Linked DNA regions of Homo sapiens: region 1 is linked to region 2. The links are chromatin loops, found by intact Hi-C in ENCODE. Cell type or tissue: stomach. All regions are shown on one strand.

Region 1 (2,500 bases), 200 kb before region 2:
TAATCTCATCTACTCAAGAGGCTGAGGCAGGAGAATTGCTTGAACCTGGGAGGCAGAGGTTGCAGTGAGCTGAGATCACGCCATCGCACTCCAGCCTGGGTGACAAGAGCAAAACTCCATCTCAAAAAAAAAAAAAAAAAACAAAAAACAAAGAAAAGAAAAGAAAACGAAATGCAATAAGGAGTCTATGGGCTGAAACATCTACCATAACATCGGGTGCTCTGTAGACATCTGCTCTATCTCCCCGAATAAAGTGAAGTCCTTGTCGTCTGGGATCATGTCTTTTTTTTTTTTTTTTTTTTTTTTTTTTTTTTTGAGAAAGAGTCTCACTCTGTCACCCAGGCTGGAGTGCAGTGGCGTGAACACAGCTAACTACAATCTCTGCCTTCCAGATTCAAGCAATTCTCATGCCTCATCCTCCCGAGTAGTTGGGATTACAGGCTTGCACCACCATGAGCAGCTAATTTTTTGTATTTTTAGTGGAGACAGGGTTTCCCCATGTTGGTCAGGTTGGTCTTGAACTCCTGACCTCAAGTGATCTGTCTGCCTTGGCCTCCCAAAGTGCTGGGATTACAGGCGTGAGCTGCCGTGCCTGGATGGGATCATGTCTTTTAAATCTCTTATAATCCATAAAATTCTCCAAGTTCCCTGCCTGTAACTGAGTGCCCAGGTGCAACCCTGAGGGTTATGTGTGGGCAAGAAGGAGAGGCTATGAAGTAGCAAAATGTGTGATGGACAAGTTATAAATTTGTAATGCTTATGGATCAATAAAAACACATTTTTTCAAGATAATTTTGTTCTCATCTTTTGCATAAAATGGAAAAGGCAGCAGTTGTTCTTATCAAATCTTATTTTTGTTTGGGTGGCTTTGGCGAAATGATGGAGATTACAGGGAAGTTAAAATCTCCCCCACACCCCACCCCAACCCTCCAGGCCACCCCTTGACACTCAAGTAAGAGATGGGTGGCCAAGCCCATCTGCCTCAGCGGCCCTGGGAGCCTCCAAAGGTGGAGTAATTCCCACTTGTGGCCGCTAGGTGTCAGGTCAGCTCCAAAAGTCATCCGGAGAATTGTGCTTTGCCTTCTCCTAAACTTGGGGTCTTAGCAAGTTTCTCTGATCTCCCAAACTTCTGCCCCTGAGGAACGCCAACTTGGAATCTGAGCCTCGAAAGGTCCAGCAGCCCAACCCCTGGGCAGACCTCTCCAAGGCTCCGTGTCCTCATTGTGACCATCTTGCACCCTTGTGAGGAAGAAAATCAGGCACCCAGGAAGAGCTCCATGAATATTTATTCATCTTCTCCAGTCAGCCCGCCCTGAAGCTGGGCAGACCGCAGAGAGGAGTCCTGCTCCATGAGGACAGGACTGCACAAGCGCTTTGTCAGTTTGGCAGGTCAGGAGGCTGGCAGGCAGGAGGACCCCAGCAGCAGCTGCAGCTTTCCCATGGAGGACGAGGCAGAGGTAGAGGGGCCTTGCAGGAGCAGGAGGGGCGTCAAGGTCAAAGATGGCTCAGAGGCGCTGGCCCAGCCTTCAGAGGTGGTCAGGCTGCAACCCAGAGAGACGGCACCCTGTGCTTGCTGTCCTTCCATACCCGACTCAATGCGGCTTCATGCACTCACTCCTAGCATCCTTACAGTGATTCTGCATAGTGAGCACTGTAGAATCCCCATTTTGCAGCCAGGGAAACGGGGGCGGAGGGGGGCGTGTGGAGAATTTAAGCATTTTGCCCAAGGTGCCCCAGCCAGTAAGTAGCAACGCCAAGATCCAGGCCCTGGCAATACAGCTGTGGCTCCCTGAGGGCTTAGCCACGTTGCCTCCCCGCCCCTCTGCCAGGCTGGACTGGCTAACGGAAGGCGGCGAAGGCTGAGATGGTGCTCTGTGTGGCCAAATTCTCAAGGGCAAGTTGATGCCCTCTCCCCACCAGCTGCATGGCTCAGAAATTGTGCTGGGAGCAGGTGGGAGAAGCGGAGTGTGGATATCTGTGTACTAGAACTATGAAGGGATTAAGCCTGCGAATTCTGGCATTTGACACTCCTGGGTTTGAATTCTGTTTGGCTTCACCAATTACCATCTCTGACTCTGAGCAATTCATTTATCCTCTCTGAATCTCAGTTTGCTCATCTGTAAACAGGAATGTTAGTGGTACCACCTCCTCTATAGGGTGTGTCCTCTGTGGCTGGAGCAGATGGAAAGAAGGAAAGCATGGTGGAAGTGAGTTCAGAGGGAATGTGTTCAGGTCAGGTGGGGGCTTGAAGGCCATCAGAGAACATGGCTGTGAAGATTTAATGAAATCACACACATGAAACACCAAGCCCAAGGCCTGGCATACAGTAAGTGCCTAATATAAGCATGCCCTCCTTACAGTGGTGTTCCACTCCTGAGAGGGAGAGGTATGGGGAGCTGGAGGACCAGCAGAGCACAGGAGGGACCAAACTGAACAGCTATCTTTGAAACACCCAACTAATAGGTGTTGGAAATACCATGGGGGGTGTTCCAATCTCAGG
Region 2 (2,500 bases):
CCTCGCTCCACTGCTGAGGTTACTATGGGCAACATCTTGGCAAAATGAAGAGTGAGGGGGAAGAAATCACAGAAGCTCCTGATCATCCATGAAAGAAAAAGCAGTGCCTCAGGACTGGGCTATGCCAGTGCCTTCCAGAAGGCTTTGAAGAAACTGGGAAGGAGATGGGGACTGGCACTTCCTGGGCATCTACTATGTACGTGCCCTCACAGACGTGATCTCACCCCTCATTACACACCTCCCATGGTACGGATGATGCCACTGAGGCACAGGAGGCACACATCCACACCAGACCATAGGTGCCTTGGCTTCTAGTGTCTCTGCTGCTTAACGTGGTGTCCTGGAAACGTCTCTGGATAGAAACACTGGTATCTTCTGGAAGCGTCTTCTCCTCCCCGTGCGGTACATTGCTCAGACTCCATAGAAGGCCAGCTCTCCTAGAGCCACAGAAACTCCTCCATTCTGGAGCAGGAGCTAGGCACATTCCCAGAAGGGGGCTGCCCCTCCTGAGCCCTTGCTAGTTTAATGATATAAGTTGTTGCTAACTTCATCCTATCTGCCTTTAAAATAGCAGCCATCAGAAAGGCAGCCCAGAGAGCTGGCCTGCAACCCAGCAGAGCCTAAAGGGGGCCTGTAATGTCACGCCGACCCCATCTTCAAATCACACTCCCTGTGGTGGCCATCCCTAGAGACCTACAAACAAAAGCTCCTGTTCTTGGCAAGCCTCTTACAAGCAGGACAGATGCAGGAATTGGGAGTCAGAAGACCACGGTGTTCTTCCAGCTCTGAGCCCAACCATCTGGGTCACCTTAGCTGAGCTGCTCCTTCATGTCCCCAACCCTTCTGTTCATACAGCATGATGGTGTAGAAAGGGGTCCAAAGGGTGTTGCTGAAGAATGCTCAGCCCCCTGGCGCTGTGTCTGTACTAAATAAAAGTCTGGTAACAGATTCCAAGTCCCTGAGTATCCTGGTTTGGCTGTACTCAGTCGAAGCGTGATTGATAGTGACATCCTGTGGACACAATAGGTAACTGCATCAGCTTGGACAGAAGCCAGAGGATGACATCCAGCTTCCCTCATTACATGGAGAGGAGCTGATTGCAATTAATCACACTCATCATCTTACACAGGGAGCTGTCTTAGAGCTGGGAAAAAAAATTAGAAAAACAACCTTCAAGGCCAGGCGCGGTGGCTCACGCCTGTAATCCCAGCACTTTGGGAGGCCGAAACGGGTGGATCACGAGGTCAGGAGTTCGAGACCAGCCTGGCCAACATAGTGAAACCCTGTCTCTATAAAAATACAAAAAATTAGCAGGCATGGTAGCGGGCACCTGTAATCCCAGCTACTAGGGAGGTTGAGGAAGGAGAATCGCTTGAACCCGGGAGGCGGAGGTTGCAGTGAGCTGAGATCATGCTACTGCACTCCAGCCTGGGCAACAGTGCAAGACTCTGTCTCAAAAAAAAAAAAAAAAAAAAAACCGTCAAGCCACAGATTTCTCTGCCATCATCCTCCAAGTTACATCTATTTCGTTTAAATTTGTCTGTCTTCAAATACTGGCCTGATACAAGAGTCTAGTGACCATGGAGGGAAAGTAATGTCAATAGCAATGTTAAAAGCAGAAAGATGTAATGGGCAGTTTACTCTTGCCATGAATTTCACATGCATTATCTCATTTAATCTTCCCCCAAACCCAAGGAGGTACATGTTCTTATCCCCAATTTTCAGATGAAGAACCTGAGATGCGGTGCACAAGGAAAAGCTATGTTTCAAACCTGGACAATCTGTCACCCGCCTGTCTTAGTCCATTTCGTGTTGCCATAACAGGATACCTGAGACGGGGTAATTTATAAAGAAGAGAGGTTTATTCAGCTTACAGATCTGTTGGCTGGGAGAATCAAGAAGCATGGCCTCAGCATCTGCTCAGCCTCTGGTGAGGGCTGCGACATACAGAAGGTCAAAGGGAGAGTGAACACTTGCAAAGAAGGGAAAACCCAAGGGGCATCCTGGCTTTATAACAACCCACTGTCTTGGGAACAAATCCATTCCTACAAGAATCCAGTCTTGCCAGGGTGAAAACTCACTCTCCACTGTGAGGATGGCACTAAGCCCTTCATGAGAGATCTGCCCCCATGACCCAGACACCTCCCACTAGGCCCCACCTCCCACCACCACCACACCGAGGGTCAAATTTCAACATGAGTTTAGGTTGACGCAACCATATCCAAACCACAGTAGACTCCATTCCCTTTAATCACCACTTTATGCACCTTCACTGCCTCTTGTGTCTACCTGGCCCACCCCATGCCATGGTAATCCCTCCTTCCTAGAACACTGGAGAAAATTCCACTTCCTGGGATACTGGCTTGAATTCTCCAGACTGAGTACCTCTGAGTCACCTTCTGTGGCAGCAAGGAGGAGGTGGATAGGAGGAGCTTTAGGGTTAGACAGGCCTGGGTTGGAATCCCAGCTCTGTGCCTCGCTGTCACTAGCTGTGTGTCCT

The links. Hi-C counts contacts between places; a loop is a spot of excess contacts. Peaks named below come from ENCODE experiments on the same cell type or tissue, not always from the same donor. Only the 100,000 strongest peaks of a DNase experiment are listed, where the experiment ranks them.
Region 1: a loop joins it to region 2, with 5 times the contacts of the local background. A loop is called at or near these places in 108 of 110 quality-filtered maps.

Annotation. Positions count from the first base shown.
Region 1 is chr14:76,871,943-76,874,442 of GRCh38, forward strand. No RefSeq gene overlaps it. Among named protein-coding and RNA genes, the nearest start is that of LRRC74A, 47 kb to the left of the region's middle. In stomach, a CTCF peak has its summit at 1,034 (motif pointing right); a DNase peak (open chromatin) is centred at 1,049.
Region 2 is chr14:77,069,836-77,072,335 of GRCh38, forward strand. It overlaps LINC02289 (long intergenic non-protein coding RNA 2289), which reads right to left. Exons shown (of 3, transcript NR_110553.1): 2 at 1,875-1,937; 3 at 1-1,011. Among named protein-coding and RNA genes, the nearest start is that of LINC02289, 5.1 kb to the right of the region's middle. In stomach, a CTCF peak has its summit at 1,026 (motif pointing left); a DNase peak (open chromatin) is centred at 1,006; H3K27ac peaks cover 306 bases.